2 separate regions of the Mus musculus genome follow, and region 2 is linked to region 1. A link is a loop called in an ENCODE intact Hi-C map of the cell type or tissue named here. Cell type or tissue: gastrocnemius. All regions are shown on one strand.

Region 1 (8,000 bases):
AAGACTCTCTGGCCCTGAGCTCCTGAAACATCTCCACTCAGCTCACTAAGGTCCCACTGGTATGTCATTCCCACACCAACCCCGTGCTTCAAATCCCCCATGGTCTTTGTGGTGCACTTCTGGCAAACCCACACTTTGCCGCAGTACCTTTCTCTCTTGAACCCAGATGAGCTGCCGTGTGAAGGAAAACACAACACAAACTTAGTTCAGAAACGATAACTCAATCGCCGGGTGGAGCAACTAAAATCCTAATCTTGTAAGCCTTATTAAATCTAAATCCTCCAGTGGTGAATCCTGATGGATCTGCCATTGAAACCGAGAGACACTCATAGCTACATCTTGTCCTCATACTCTCCCCGGCCAAAAAAAAAAAAAGAAGACCTAACTCTCTCCTGCTTCCTCTCTTCCTCGGCCAACCCAGGAGTCCCACCTACTTGCCCAGTGATTGGCTCCTTTATTCATTAGGGATTGGTTCACAGGAAGTCACCTGAGTAAGACTCACTCCTTGTCCCCATCCCCTCCCAGAAGAACGGAATTAGCATCAGCATACACACAGCACCCGGCCCATCCACAACATTAATGAGGAAAGGACGTCTGCAAAACTTGAAGGGAACTGACTCTGCTTCTGTCTGCTCCTCTCTCTCCTGATCCGTTTCCATCATCCTCTCTGTTGCTTCCTTCCCTCTTTCTGCATCACTCTCCTCCCCTCTCCAGACCTATTTTCTGACAATCTCAAGTCACTACCATCTTTCCTCTCAAAAACAGACACAGGTCACAGACACACACTCACTTCTGAGAGACTAGATTTTAAATGTGAATCTTCTGCCTTGAAGTGGTATCAGGCCTTCTTCCATTTCTATTTCTGGAACAGATTTTCATTCACTTGTCAAATATTCATCAAGCACTCACTTTTTGTTTCAAATACTGTCCTGTTTTTTTAAGTCCACTATGATAAACAAGACCAGTGTGGTCATTGTCTTTGTGAAGCATACAACTAGTATTTTAGACTGATGTTAATCAAGTAAATAGCAAAAAGGCATAAGGACCTCCATATATCCTCATAGTGACTATGAGGATATAAAACAGGATACCATTGAAGAGTCCTGCTTACTATATATCGGAATTCTTTGGAATAAAACTCAAGAGACAGGAAGGGTGTAGGAGACTTGCTTCCTTATGTGAGCAGCTAGGAGTGCCTTCAGCAGTGAGCAGAGCAGCTGACAGCAGCATCCCAGAGTGAGATCCCTGTAACTGAAGAACTGAGCAGAGAACAACTTGGGTGAAAGAGCAGGGGGTGAGTGGAGACAAAGCTGGTGAGACTGTCAGGACCCAGATCCTGCAGCAGGCTCTTGTAGACCAGCGAATCATGATGAGTTTCTATCTAAAAGCAGTGAAAACCCACTGAAGGTTTAGGCGAGAACTTGTTTATCAAAGATTCTGTTATGTGGAGGCCCTCTGGCGGAACTCAAGCATGGAAGCAAAGAGGGGCTTATGGCAGCAGCTCAGGTGACAGTGATTTCTGCAGCTCCTCCATCTAAAACAATGTCCCTCCACCTGGTGGCTGCCTTATGCCAAGCAATCCCTTGTACAGACAGGTAGTAGCTCACCATTTCTATACTTCTCTGAACAGTGCTTAAATTGGTTTTAGAATTTAGAACTTTTATAGTCTCGCTCCTACCTTAGCTATGTCAAGTGTATGTGCATAGAGCCTATGCATGTCTGAAGCCAGAACTAAACCGATGCCTTGTATTTGTGAGATTCAAGAAAGTCGGGGACCTAGGGTGACACCATGTGATGACAATACCATCCATCAAGGAGAGACACCGAGGAGGCATGGAGAGTAGCTTGGAGGGAAGGTTCCTGGTGTTTAGTTGAGACATCGGAAGGTGACAGTGCACTTTTCAAGGAGAGATATCAAGAAGGCAGATGGAGGGACTGGGGTAGAGCCACTGGGGAGGACGGAGCTCAACAGGAACACTTTCCATAGAGCTTTACAAGTAAGAGAACACCCAGGAAATGCTATGGCGAAGAAAAACTCCTAAGACTAAATCCCTGATGAGGTCGGAGAACAGGAGGCTAGGTGGCATAAAGCTCTGAGTCCAGCCTGTTTATGGAAATACTCAGCCGTGGTATATGAAGGTGAATACACAGAGGTATCCTCTGGAGCTGACACTAAAGCACCACTGGGTTCAGTGGGGTAGAACACAAAAACTTTTCCTTTCTCCTTCAGTTAAGTATTTGATTGCCTATTAAAATCCCTTGAAAAAAATCTTTTTATAGTAAGACTTGCATTTGTAGATAAGCCCATCTTCTAGCTTATCATAAAGAGTGATTGGAGATAGGAAAGAGGAGAAGGACAAAGAATAAGGCTTCAGAGACGATCCCAGGCCAAGCCAAGGGCAGCTACCTCCATGTGTGAGTTAATCTTTCTCATGGTCTGACCAGAACTCTCCTGTTCAATACCTTACGTGGTTCTGAGGAACAAATGCTAAGTGCTCTGTTGGGAGATGGGGCCGGTCGCCTTTAGGCAGGATGGCCACTAAGGTCTGTGTCACTTGATTTAATCTTATTTGCATGTCAATAGGCTGGGACAATTTTCTCACTCAGTAAAATGGGTAAAGAAACCCAAATGTTACTCTAGGGTGCTCATTCAATAATTTTGGTCAAGCTACTTACCCTCTCCCTGTGTCTCAGAAGTGATTTCAGGCCAGCTCATTGCCTCGGCCATATGTGATATAATGGTGGGAGTACGAGCTATTAACATGCAAACTGTCATCACCATGGTCCTGGGCACTAACCCCCCCAGGTCTTTAGAATTCGTGTTTAACTGTTTCAGGCATATTTTCCTACACTGGCAAGTTGCTGCTTTCTATCAAATGCTAGTCTGATTTTTAACTGTAGCCCACAGTAGGGGTTTCCACTGAACACATCGACTAATTCCAGATTATTCCGAAGGTAACCAAGGATACTTGGTTTCCAAACTGAAAAGATTCATGGACATCAGTTTATGGAGAGAAGGAAGATAAGGCTGTACTCAGAGTGACCTATTCAGATCTCACAGCAAAGGACAAAGTGTGTGCAACTACTCTGATAGTTTAAAGGTGGCCAGAACTGTTGGGGAAGAGAGCAACTCCACTGTCCTCTTCCTGTCCTCGTCTAAGTCACCATCAGAAGAAGTACCATATACACATCTCAACTTTAAAACAAAGCAGGCTCCTGGTATTCATGAGCTGGGCGGACTCAAGATCACTAACCTTACCACCTACTAGTGGAAAAGAATCAACAGCCACCCAGAACTCAATATAAATGTGGCTTCTTTGTGTCCCACTCATATACTAATTCCTTAGAGAAAATAACATTCTGAGAATTATAAAACTTAAGATCTTTTCAAAGGTCATGAGACATTTTCCTCACAAATATCAAGGGTTCCTGTATTGAATTTCCCTGCTTGATTTTGCCTTGGGGTAAGAAAATTCCAGGGAAATGTTATTGCTGGTGGTCATAACTAACTCACTGAATCCAACACATCTGCCCCCTACTTGGTTTCCGGCCAGTGTTTTGTTTTATGTTATATATACTTTTTTGGAAAGTCAACATAGTTGCTTGGAAGGCAACAGAGTAAATCCTCAATGGCCTTAAAGCTAGGCTTTCTAGAATCAGTCCCGTTTATCTTAGTCTAGGAGCCATCCATGTTAAAACTACAAAAAAAAAAAAAAAAAAAAATCAAAGACAATGATTTTCTTTTCGGGCAAGAAAGCAATGATAGTTTTCAGATGAATCAATCCAAATCCCAAGGTTATTAGGCAATTGCTGAGAACTATGCTTTGAGCGACACCTAACGGCTGAGAAAATCACACACCCAACTCCTTTGAGGAGGACTCAGATCCATCCCAAGAATCGCAGAAGGCCTGCTAAAAACAGAGGAGCACCTGGTCTCTATACTGCTGGGACCTGCTGGGCTGGGTCGCTGGGCAACTTGTATTTCCACAGTGAGGTCTGAGAACCGGTGATTTATTGCCAAGTCAGTGGCCATGCTAGGCGTGACCCCAGAAATTAAGAGCAGACTGAGGCAAAGGGATTAGGCCCGAGCTGTGCCTTGAACTCTTGAGCGATGGCTGCCCGGGACGGGTGGGGGACGGAACCCCGGGGTGCGGCTGGCTGCCCTCTGGGCAGTTGAGGGATGTGGCGGGGCCCTTGAGAGCAGCCGCCTGGCTGCCAGCCCGGGTCCCCGGCATGGGGGTGGGGGAGTTAGCTGGAGCGCGGGGACGCGGCGCGCCCTAACGCCTGTGCTTCCTGTCCACAGACGAACCCCACGCCTGGAGTGCTGCCGCTGCCGCCGCCCCAGGCCTGCCGGAAGTAGGCGTCTCCCTCGAAGACATCCTCTCTCCATTCTCTCCATCACATCCAGCCCCACCCTCCGACCCTTCCCACCAGATAGGCCCAGACCCAACTTGGGATATCCAAAGGGAACACGACGTTAGGAAACCAAAGGAGCTTTCGGCCGGCGGCCAGAAGAAGCAGCGCCTGGGGGAGCAGAGGGAGCGCTCGGCGAGCCCGCAGCGCAGTGCGCGGCCCAGGCTGGAGGAGGTGCCCGGCGGCCAGGGGCGGCCCGAGGCCGGCAGGCCCGCCTCGGAGGCGGCCGACGGGAAGGAGGCGCTGCGCGGCCGGCGTGAGGGCCTCGGGGCCGCGGGCGCGCGGGAGGCCGAGGCCAAGGTGGGTGTGCGCTCGGGGGCCCGACCCGCAGCGCGGCCCACGGGGGGCGGCCCAGCGCGCAAGGCGACGATGGCGCCGGGGCCCTGGAAGGTGCCGGGCTCCGACAAGCTGCCGGGCGCCCTGCAGCCTGGCGCCTCGGCCGCGGGCAGATGAGCCCCAAGGCGAGGGGCCCCCGCCCGCCTCCACGCAGGCCGATCTTCCTGGGTTCCGTCTCACGGCGTTTTAATTTATTTCCACTGTCACACGCATAGATCTATACGAGGCGCCGAAGCCCGGGAGCGCCGGCGTGCGACGCGCGTAGGCGGCACGGCACGGTGTGCGCGCAGGCAGACCTAAACTGATCCTAAAGCCCCCGGTTCCATGGTGGGAGCTTTGGCAGCTACGGAAGAACCAAAATCACGCAAACATCACAGAGAGACAGTGCAGTGTAGCTTTAGATTCAAAAAGAGAAAAAGAAAAAAGTTCCCCCCACTGCATGAAGGATTTGGATGTCATCCAAACTTTATATCAAGAAACTGGACAAGTTCAGAGCAATCACAAACTGGAATATCGCCTTAAAAAAAAATCAAACTGCACGGAGCAAGCGGAAACTGAGACAAGATTATATCTTTTAATTGATCTAAAGTGTTGTAAATAAATCGTTCTTGACATATCTAGACAGGGGATAAAGGGTTTCTTTGAAACATCCAGAACTGTTCTCCCATGCTACGTTTCCATGGCTCCCCCTTCAGCATCCACCAACGGTATTAGCAGCAGCGTCCCCTGCCTACTGCAGGATGAGTTAGAAACCTAGTGAATTCATTGGTGTGATGCCTTTTTTACTGCCATTTCTGTGGTCAAGTCACATTTCTGTACATTTTCAGTAGTAGGGAAAAAAGGTTTTAAAAATTGTATCCTAGGGAGCAGTTTGCCGTAAGTCAGAATTTTGCAGGTTAGCTCGTAGATCCTAATTGGTTGCCTCTAAAATAATGAGTTTGATAATCAAAAGACCATAATCTGTTTAATCGAGATTGACAACGCTGCAGTTCCTTCCTGAAAAGGCTTCCTGTCATCCCAGGCACTCAGAGATACGTAGCTGCTCTGTTAGCAATCTTCTATTTTACCTATTTGATTGTCTTATTTTAAAGCTCTTCATTTGCACTTTGACAAAGTATTTGTCCTATATTTCTCAAATTAGAATCTCTAATATTGAAAGCATTATGATAACTAATTTATTTTCATTAAAGAACATAAGTCCTTTGGCATTCCTTTCTGCTTTCCTTATTTGATCTCCTTTTTGTTTCCACCTGTAGCTTTTCGCCTCCAATTTGCTAATGCTTTTTGTTACACTAACAATCTATAGATGCACCTTTATGTCCCCGGGTTACCATCGCAGGTCAGCGATTGTCCCTGCAGTAAAAACTGTCAAACGTTAACATTAGTCAGCTATCCATTGGTATTTATTGTAGCTGCACATATTTAAAGACAAAATGTCTGAAGGCATTTTGTCATGAATATGTTTTGTATAACTGAGGCTTCAACTCTTCAGATATTCTGCTCCTTACACAAGTACTTGTTGAGTAAGAGGGAAGCCGGGTCCATCACGCCAGGTCACATGTAACTGCTGTCTCAATGAGTCTTCCCACTCTCTGGACACTACCTAGTTTAATTTCCATCGTACATAAAGATAGTTGTTCCACAAGCAAATATGGTCAGAAGCCTCAAGTGAAGGGTATTGCAGCTTGTAAAAGTAATTTCCAAAATGAAACACATTCATCATAAACAAAGCACAAACACGTGTAGCGGTTTATACTTTCGGTTTAATCTCAATTTGTCTTTTTCCCCTGGACTAGAAATCCAGTATAGTTTGCCATTAATTTATTGACTCTGGGTTTGGACCATGCTCTGTAGTGTAGCTGCACGTACGTCCTGGTACTGTGTCCTCTGACCTTTACGTTCCATAGGCTTCAGAAGGACAACCGTGGAGATCACCCTTGCATAAACTCTAATTTGCACACTTCACAGCTACTACCCGTGCAGCAATTGCTTTATGCGGCTGTAATCCATAACCCGTGAAGACAGCACATCATCTAAATCTCATTCCAAATAATATTTCTGTGTAGTGTTAGCTGTGAATTTACCCTGTACAGCTGTATCTCTATAAATATAATTCCATGTATTAATAGTCACAGAAAGACTGTAAGTGAGCAACTATTTTTATGAAACGCACCACTATGGATAAATTAACTTTTACAGAAATCTTGTTTACTGTATGATATTCTAAAACACTGTCAAATAAAATATATATCCAAAAATCTTTTCTTTTTCCAGCTATATAAACTGTGTGTTAATTTTAATTTAGTAAGGAATAGGGGTATTATTATTATTATTATTTTGGTTTGGTTTGATTGTTTTGTTTTTCAAAACATGTTTTCTCTGTGTAGCCCTGGCTGTCCAGAAACTCAATCTGTAGACCAGGCTGGCTTCAAACTCACAGAGATCCTCTGCCTCCCAGTACTGGGATTAAAGGCACGGTGCCACCACTTCCTGCCTCGCCCCACTGTCACCTCCCTTGGCTTTTTAAAGCTGCTCCCCCCGCCCCTGAAATGTCTAAAGTATAAGTTTAATGACTGAAATAGAACTTCTTTGAGATTTGAGTCTGGATGCCCTGGCAATACACAGAAAAACTGTTTTGGTTTGAGGATTTGGGTTTTGTTTGTTTTTAACTCAAGTAAACTGAAACTATCCAGTTAGGACTATCTTTTGCTTAAATCACGACTTGGCTGTGTGTTTCTGCTGTTTACTACATTGATACCTTAAACCCTCTTATGGAAAAAGTTACAGTATCAACAACATACATAGCAGCAGTATTTAAATCCAAAACCAGTGGCTGATTGTAGGTTTTACCTTGCAGAGGAGCAAGTTGCACCTGGGAGTGTCATGGAGTTTGTGATCCAAGAGAACAGTTCTCAACTGGTGCTGCAAGGACTTTTCCACATTACACCAATGAGAGACCTAAAATTCCTAACCTGCCAATCTTTCATTTCAATACTATTTACTATATTAAAAAGCTCACACATCAGTTTCAGAGAAGAGGGGCAGGAAGTAGGAAATCAAGCACTATTTGAGATGGTGCAGTTTTGTCTTGTTTTTAAGGTTAACATGGTTAATTTACATTTTTAAGAACCAGTGAACAAGAAGGCTCAAGCGCTACTCTGACAAGCCACCTGCAGGCTGCAGCTGCCTCCAGCCTACCAATTTGCACCAACACCAGCCGAAGCCGAGGCAGGGAAGCTTGGATGGAAGCA
Region 2 (8,000 bases), 65 kb after region 1:
GACACTAGAAGATCTTGAGCGGGTACAGCATGGCAGTGTTAAGTGGAAAAGGGTCTCTGGGCTGGAAGATAAAGAGCAGTAACTCCAGAAGCAAGAAGTTCTGTGTGCCAGATTCTCAAGGAAGAGACGGGGTCTCATGGAGGCCAGTACTAACAGGGAAAGGGGGTGGGCTACAGAGTACATGGCCTTGGAATCATGGCCTTGTGAGTTTCTGGGCCGTGGAAAGTGAGAGGGAGAGTCCAAGTCACATTAACGCCAAGCTCTGGATTGGACCGAAGCAGATCAAGCATTGTGACTGTCTCTGCTTTACAGTTTAATAGTTCCTGCTGTCAGCCAGACCAATACCTGAAGATACCCAATACAAAAGATTAAGCAAACAGAAAACCATCAACTCATGGCATCTTTTTGGAAAAAAAAAATAGGGGAAAGATGTGTCTGTGTTCTTTCTCTTCTCTAACACCTGTTGTAATAAGACTTTTGAAAGAAAAACTTTTAAAAGAAAGCAATTAATAATTATCCCTTTCTTGCCTCCTCTGAACCTTTTTGATGTCCAATTTCCTGTGAGGTACAGTCTACAACCAATCAATATTTTAGTTGACAGTGGAATAACCCTATTACTGGGTCACAACTAATTTCATACCATTCTCTAAAAATTTAAAACTCTTAAGTAGTATGCTCTATTAGTTATAGAAATTGAGATTCTTAAATATATTTTTGTTTTAACAACAACAACAAAAAAAGCAATACCATAAAGCAATGGCGAAAAGTCCCATTTCATTATCCCAAGAGCAAGGCATGGTGGCATACTCTACCCCAGCACTCGGGAGGCTGAGGCAGGACGTTGCCACAAGTTTGAAGTCACCTTGGGAAACACAGTTAATACTGAGCAAATCAGAGCTACAAAGTTAAGATCCTGTTACAAAATTAATAATAATAAAAAAACTCAATCCCAAGGATATTATGACATCAAACACAAGACTATAGTCTTTAATTTATCAAAAATAATTTTCAAATTAAATACTGATGACCTGTATATATATCTATGTCTATCACTGATTTTCTTCCTTTAAAAATAAGGTTTAGTTTTATTATTGATTTTTAAGCTAACATGGGTCACACAGAAGACTGCTTTATGAAACATAAAATAAAAAGAACTTCTGAGTTAATGTCTAGCCTTCTTTTGTGAAATGGTTCCTAATATTCTAGATGAAATAGATTAAACACACACACACACACACACACACACACGAATCCATATCTATAGTATAGTAAAAGTTTTCACATACTTTTCAAATCAATTATTTGGGCTACTTAAGCAATGACAACAAAACAAACAAAAAACCTGTGCACATGTGCTCGAATGTCATTTGGAAGCCACTTAGGCAGGCAGAAGGCAGACAGAGAATAGGGTTCATGGCAGTGTAGTGCAGCGCAGCACACCGTGCACAGGCAGGGCAGGCAGGGCAGCGCACCCTCCACAGGTCTCACCTTCAGCAGTTTCGTAGCCAGCTTTAACACATTATTCACAAGGGTCAGCTCCTCCTTTTTGTTAGGTTTCTTCTCCATTTTCAAGTAGAGGTTTATCTTTTATATAAAAAAGCCCCATAGGCAAAATCATTTAAGATGGCAACATATATTTCTCTTTTACAATGTTGGGGACTAAACTCAGGGCCTCATGAATGCTACACAATCATTTTACCAATGAGTTATATCCCCAGATCTCAAATGCACATTCTTAAAAAGATCTGAAAGACGGTGAGCAAAATATTAATAGTGGATCTCTGAGTTAATGTTATAAATGATTATAATATTTAACCATTATTATACATCCCAAATCTTAAAATAAACTTATTTTACAATAAGAGAACTTAAAACTTAAAAAGGTAAACATTGTATTCTCAGGGCCAGATCAATTTAGAGAATGAATAGCAACAGAATAAACTCACCAAATTGGCCCATGATTTTTTTATTATGAAAGTGATAAAAAATATTTACATACCTTTCTTATCTACTCCCTAATAGATACTTTTGGAGTACCTGCCCAGTTCAGTCCCTGTCTGTGAAAAGGCTCTAACTCCAAGCCTCTATCACACTATCCTTACCCATCTGATACACCACAACTCCAACCAAACCAACAGTCAACATATGGACTGGTGGGACTAACAATGTACAGAAGTTCTAGGTGCTATGAACTGGACAGCTTCTAATGTCAAGGGCAGAAGTCATATGAAGCAAACCCAAACCACATGTAAACCAACACGGGGTAGTGAGATACAGGGCAAACTGGACAGGAGGTGCAGAAGGCAGGCTGAGAAGCATCAGCCTCACAATCAATTTGAGGGAGGTGGTCATCTGTCTGTCTGTCTGCAAGAGACCCAGTGATGTCAGAGATGATTATCTCTAGTGGTCACTCTCCTCTTCACCTAATCAAGAATACTGACTATTTAAAATACAAGCTCTCCCTAACTAAAACATTCCAACAGGCTCATTAGCAAACATTTCTTTTGTACAAGTCTTATGAAATTGCAAGAGGAAATATTTAGCAAACTCATATAAAATAAAATCAATTATCAAAATTACTATGCTTTATTCTGTTGAATAAAAATTTAAACGTATTCTAATGTGGTTGTTACACTGCAAAGCCATCGTGTCCCACTAATGTTTTAAAATCTATCATTTTTATAATACTACTTCCTTCCTGCCAAATGAAAATAGAACATAAGAACAGCAGATTACATTTGAAATCTGATCAGGCAGAAACACTGAAAAATGGCTGTGTACTATCAAAATTTAAGTTTAGCTTCATAGCACAAATGACCATAATCAAATAAAAACCATGCTCCTGAAAAATATAAGATAAGCAAAACTGTTTCAAGATAGTATATACATGGGCTGTCAGATGGCTAAATGGGGAAATATGTTCATGCCAAGGCTGGTGACCTGAGTTGTATCCCAAAATACACATGGCAGAAGGAGAGCCCACAGCTGGCAAGCTGTCCCCCAGACTGGAGACTGACTGACGGTGAACCCACCTGTTCCGTAAGTAGGATTGAGGTATTGCTGTATTTCTTGCTGGTTTCTGATCCAAGAGTAACGAACCTCAGGAGGAACAGCGTTAAGGAGATGCACCAGATCACCAGCTCCCAGTTATAGTGACAGTCAAGGAAGATCTCGTGCACGTGGAGCAGCTGGGAGGGAGGCAGAGAAACACTGGGTGAAGCAGCAGTGTGCGCAGTTTAGTTTATTTCAAATGTAGTGCTGTTTTAAAAACAAATTTATCATGAAATATTTATGCACATCAGAAGTATGAAGACTAATATAACCAACAGCTATGGGTTCTATAAGTTTTGTTGAATCTTAATTTTACAGTATGTACTTCAGATATTAAAAAAAATTTCAAATTCAGTTAAAACCTTGAGATATTTTTGTCCTTGATTTCTGAACTAACCCTCCACTCTACCCCAAGGTAAATTTTGTGTTTAATCTTTTCCATTCAGGCTCTTAATAATTTAGAAAATTTTATTCATCCTGTGGTTTTATTTCTCCTTTCCTAGTACTGAGGACACAGCACACCCAGAGCTTTCTGTAGGCTACGAAGTTCTGCCACTCTGTCATGGTGCCAGGTCATCAACCTTCAACAGTCATCTTTAAATATGTTATTTTATCTATATCTGGACAGTCAGTGCTATCACAGTACCCAACATCATATCCAAATTACTTTCTTTCTCATATTCATTTGTTAATTCTCCCAGAGGGAGGGAAGGAGCCATGTACACATGTCACAGTGCATGCATGTGTAATGACCAGGACTCAGCTCCCTCCATCCACCATGTTGGTTTGGGAACCCCTGCCCACTAGGCCACACTGCCAGTTCCTGCTTCTTTTTATTCCACTGAACCTTGTTTCTAAGACTTACCAATACTGAAGCATTCAAATTTAAATTAGTTCATTTTAACACGTATAATTAATTTGGTCTGCTCCAAAAAGTACCATTCAAGTTGTCAGTGTCTTTATCAGCAGCTCTGTGTATCCTTGTCCACATATGCAAGGCTTCCTTTAGGTACTAATCTGTAGGAAACGACTACTAGCTCATAGGTAGCACTTCCTCAACTTTGTTGGATGGAACTTATTTATCTCCACACAGTGGAATCACTGTATACTCAGCCATGTCTCCAATTCTGTCTGCACTCAGTTTTGTTTATACCCACCCAAGTCTTTAACATTTGCCACCCTGTGGGTATAACATGTACCCTACACGCTCATTACCTTCATCTTAACTTGCCCTGAACTTGGGGGAAGAAAAGAATGCTCCACACTCCTGGTAGCCACTGTGTTTCTCTCTGAGATATCTTTTTATATTTTATAACTTTTCCCGGTTAGGATGCTTTTCTTACTGCCTTGTGAAGATAGACTTGTAACATTCCCACTGATGTCAACATGGTTGGCCAGGGTTTTCCCAGATCCTGTTTTGTCACGGATGGTGCCCTCTGCAGCCCAGACTTTTTATTTGTGACTGAACTTAAAATTGTTGCTTATATTTCAATCTTTTTTCTATCTAGAATTTATTCTCAAGGATGAAATACTTTCGTTTACTTCTGTATCGTTTCACTTCCCTATCCCATAAGCCTTGATACATGACAACGCTATATCATGTATCTTGCATGGATTTGCAGAACTCTACTTCATCCATTGGACATTCCACTTCTCTATTAATGGCATAGTCTTCCTGTATCTTAGAAGTAATTCTAATCTCTTGTCAGGTAACTTGTCCCTCAAAGCTCTGGACTGTTCTTGCCTCTGTGCTTCCTTATCAACTCCAAAAAGCTTACCAAACTTAAACAAACAGAAAAGGTGTGTGTGTGTGTGGGGGGGGGGGGGGGTGTCACCCACCCATCTCCAAATTTTTAACCCAGAATTGTTCCTGTCTGAAGGAAATACAGGGACAAAGTGTGGAGCAGAGACTGAAGGAAAGGCCATCCAGAAACTGCCCCACCTGGGGGTCCAACCTATCTGCAGACACCAAACCCAGACACTATTGTGGATGCCAAAAAGCGCTTGCTGATAGGGGCCTGATATAGCTGTCTCCTGAGAGGCTCTGCCAGAGCCTGACAAATACAGATGTGGATGCTTGCAGCCAACCATCAGATTGAGCATGGGGACCTCAATGGAGGAGTTAGTGGAAGGGCTGAAGGAGCCGAAGGGGTTTGCAACACTGTAGGAAGAACAACAATATCAACCAACCAGACCTCCCAGAGCTCCCAGGGAGTAAACCACCAACCAAAGAGTTCACAAGGAGGGACCCATGGCTCCAGCTGCACATGTAGCAGAGGATGGCCTTGTGTGGCATCAATGGGAGGAGAGGCCCTTGGTCCTGTGAAGGCTCGATGCCCCAGTGTAGGGGAATGCTAGGGTTGGTGAGGCAAGAGTGGGTGGACAGGAGGGGGAGAACACTCATAGAAGCAGGGGGAGGGGGGATGGGACAGGGGCTTTCCAGAGGGGAAACCAGGAAAGGGGGTAACATTTGAAATGTAAATAAAATATCCAATAAAAAACACAAACAAAACAAATAACAAACAAAAAACCACCCAAAACACCTGTTTATCTGCATGTGATTGTGATGCCAACCATTCTCTGAGGACCAAAGATGGTCAGTACACATGTACACTGTCATAGAAAAGGGTCACAGTGAAACCCATTATTTTGTATGATTAATACTAATAAAAGTGAAAAATAAAAATTCATATTTTAGAGTCTGCTGAAAATTTAATATAATTTGTTTTCTGCATCTATTGAGGTAACTGGATATTTTCTCTTCATTGCGCAAATGAAGTTTGTAAATTAACCGACATGCATGAAACTATTAATTTAATGGACATTCTGAAGCTGAAGCTGGTGCACTGCCAGGCTTACCATCACTGTGCCATTTCAGGCTTTTCCTCTGTAACACTTTGGTGCAGGACTTTATATCTAAGAGTTTCCCCTTCTCATGCTCTCTCTGGCCTGACCTCAAGGCTATGTTATGACAAGAGCTAAGGAGGCGCTGGGGAGAAGGCAAACCGCTCGTCCTGAACGTGCGAGGATCTGATTTTGTTCTCCTGGAACCCACAGAAAAATGTGGGAGTTGTGGTAACACCTGTAACTGAGAACTCACAATTTTCAATTGTGCCAGTAAAATAGCTTAATATTGTTTTAAAAAAATTTTAAATATAAATGTTCTTTAAGATTTTCTAAACATGGGGCTGGCGAGATGGCTCAGAGGATAAGAGCACGGTCCTGAGTTCAAATCCCAGCAACCACATGGTGGCTCACAACCACCTGTAATGAGATCTGACTCCCTCTTCTGGAGTGTCTGAAGTCAGCTACAGTGTACTTATGTATAATAATAAAAAATAAATCTTAAAAAAAAAAGATTTTCTAAACATATACATTTCCTTATTGCTATCTGTGTTTGTCTTGATTATATTATAGCTAGATCATGTGTCATTTGATATTATCTGGGTATTAGTGTTTTGTTTTCTTGAGACAACCTTGCTAGCCTCTTGAACTCAAAACCTTTCTGCCTCAGCTTTCCAAGTGCAGGCGTGTATAACTTACACCCTGTCTAGCTGGTAACTACTTTGTGGCCCAGGACACAGGAAAGTTTTACAAACTGTCCTCATACATTATAAGAATTTCATTAATTCTAAAAAAATTCTGAGTCATGGTCTCTGAAATACTGAGTTCTCCCTTCTCTTCCTAGAACTCCTGGTAGAGTAGGGCTGAGCTGACACACATCTCTGTGTCCTTTTGCATTTCCCATCTCTATCTGTCCTGGACTACAGAGCATTACTTCAATGCCTCAGTTCACTAAATGTGTGCTTTGACTCTTGACTGTTTTCATTTTCGACTGAAATGTCAAGAACCGTTTGTTTTTGTTTTTTCCATTTCTCAGAGCTACTACTGGTTCTTGTAAAAATCTGTGTTCTTTTCTCACAGTGCTATCTGACTTTAATCATTTTAAACAAACTTGATTCCTGTTTAGTCTATTATCTGACAGTGTTGGCAAACAATCCTGCTGTTTATTGATCTGCTGGCTCATGCCGAATTTTTCTTCATGTTTTTGCATCTGTGTAAATTCTGTTGGATCAGGGTTAAAGTCATCCTCCAGGGCAGTGTTGTTTTACTTCTGCTCTGTATCCGTAAGCTAAGGACCACTTTTTTTTTTTTCCATTTTTTATTAGGTATTTAGCTCATTTACATTTCCAATGCTATACCAAAAGTCCCCCATATCCACCAACCCCCACTCCCCTGCCCACCCACTCCCCCTTTTTGGCCCTGGTGTTCCCCTGTACTGGGGCATATAAAGTTTGCAAGTCCAATGGGCCTCTCTTTCCAGTGATGGCCGACTAGGCCATCTTTTGATATATATGCAGCTAGAGTCAAGAGCTCCGGGGTACTGGTTAGTTCATAATGTTGTTCCACCTATAGGGTTGCAGATCCCTTTAGCTCCTTGGCTACTTTCTCTAGCTCCTCCATTGGGAGCCCTGTGATCCATCCATTAGCTGACTGTGAGCATCCACTTCTGTGTTTGCTAGGCCCCGGCATGGTCTCACAAGAGACAGCTACATCTGGGTCCTTTCGATAAAATCTTGCTAGTGTATGCAATGGTGTCAGCGTTTGGATGCTGATTATGGGGTGGATCCCTGGATATGGCAGTCTTTACATGGTCCATCCTTTCATCTCAGCTCCAAACTTTGTCTCTGTAACTCCTTCCATGGGTGTTTTGTTCCCAAATCTAAGGAGGGGCACAGTGTCCACACTTCAGTCTTCATTTTTCTTGAGTTTCATGTGTTTAGCAAATTATATCTTATATCTTGGGTATCCTAGGTTTGGGGCTAATATCCACTTATCAGTGAGTACATATTGTGTGAGTTTCTTTGTGAATGTGTTACCTCACTCAGGATGATGCCCTCCAGGTCCATCCATTTGGCTAGGAATTTCATAAATTCATTCTTTTTAAT

The links. Peaks named below come from ENCODE experiments on the same cell type or tissue, not always from the same donor. Only the 100,000 strongest peaks of a DNase experiment are listed, where the experiment ranks them.
Region 2: a loop joins it to region 1, with 3 times the contacts of the local background. A loop is called at or near these places in 7 of 42 quality-filtered maps.

Annotation. Positions count from the first base shown.
Region 1 is chr5:20,697,767-20,705,766 of GRCm38, forward strand. Magi2 (membrane associated guanylate kinase, WW and PDZ domain containing 2) reads left to right here. Exons shown (of 23, transcript NM_001170746.1): 23 at 4,304-7,025. The coding sequence ends at 4,360. Among named protein-coding and RNA genes, the nearest start is that of Gm52763, 20 kb to the left of the region's middle. In gastrocnemius, CTCF peaks have their summits at 3,845, 4,569 and 5,485; DNase peaks (open chromatin) are centred at 3,897, 4,320 and 5,451; H3K4me3 peaks cover 1,957 bases; H3K27ac peaks cover 1,714 bases.
Region 2 is chr5:20,762,726-20,770,725 of GRCm38, forward strand. It overlaps Phtf2 (putative homeodomain transcription factor 2), which reads right to left. Exons shown (of 18, transcript NM_172992.3): 15 at 3,033-3,188; 16 at 1,489-1,584. Among named protein-coding and RNA genes, the nearest start is that of Gm52806, 10 kb to the right of the region's middle. In gastrocnemius, no CTCF peak of the experiment used is centred here; no DNase peak of the experiment used is centred here; H3K4me3 peaks cover 465 bases; H3K27ac peaks cover 2,491 bases.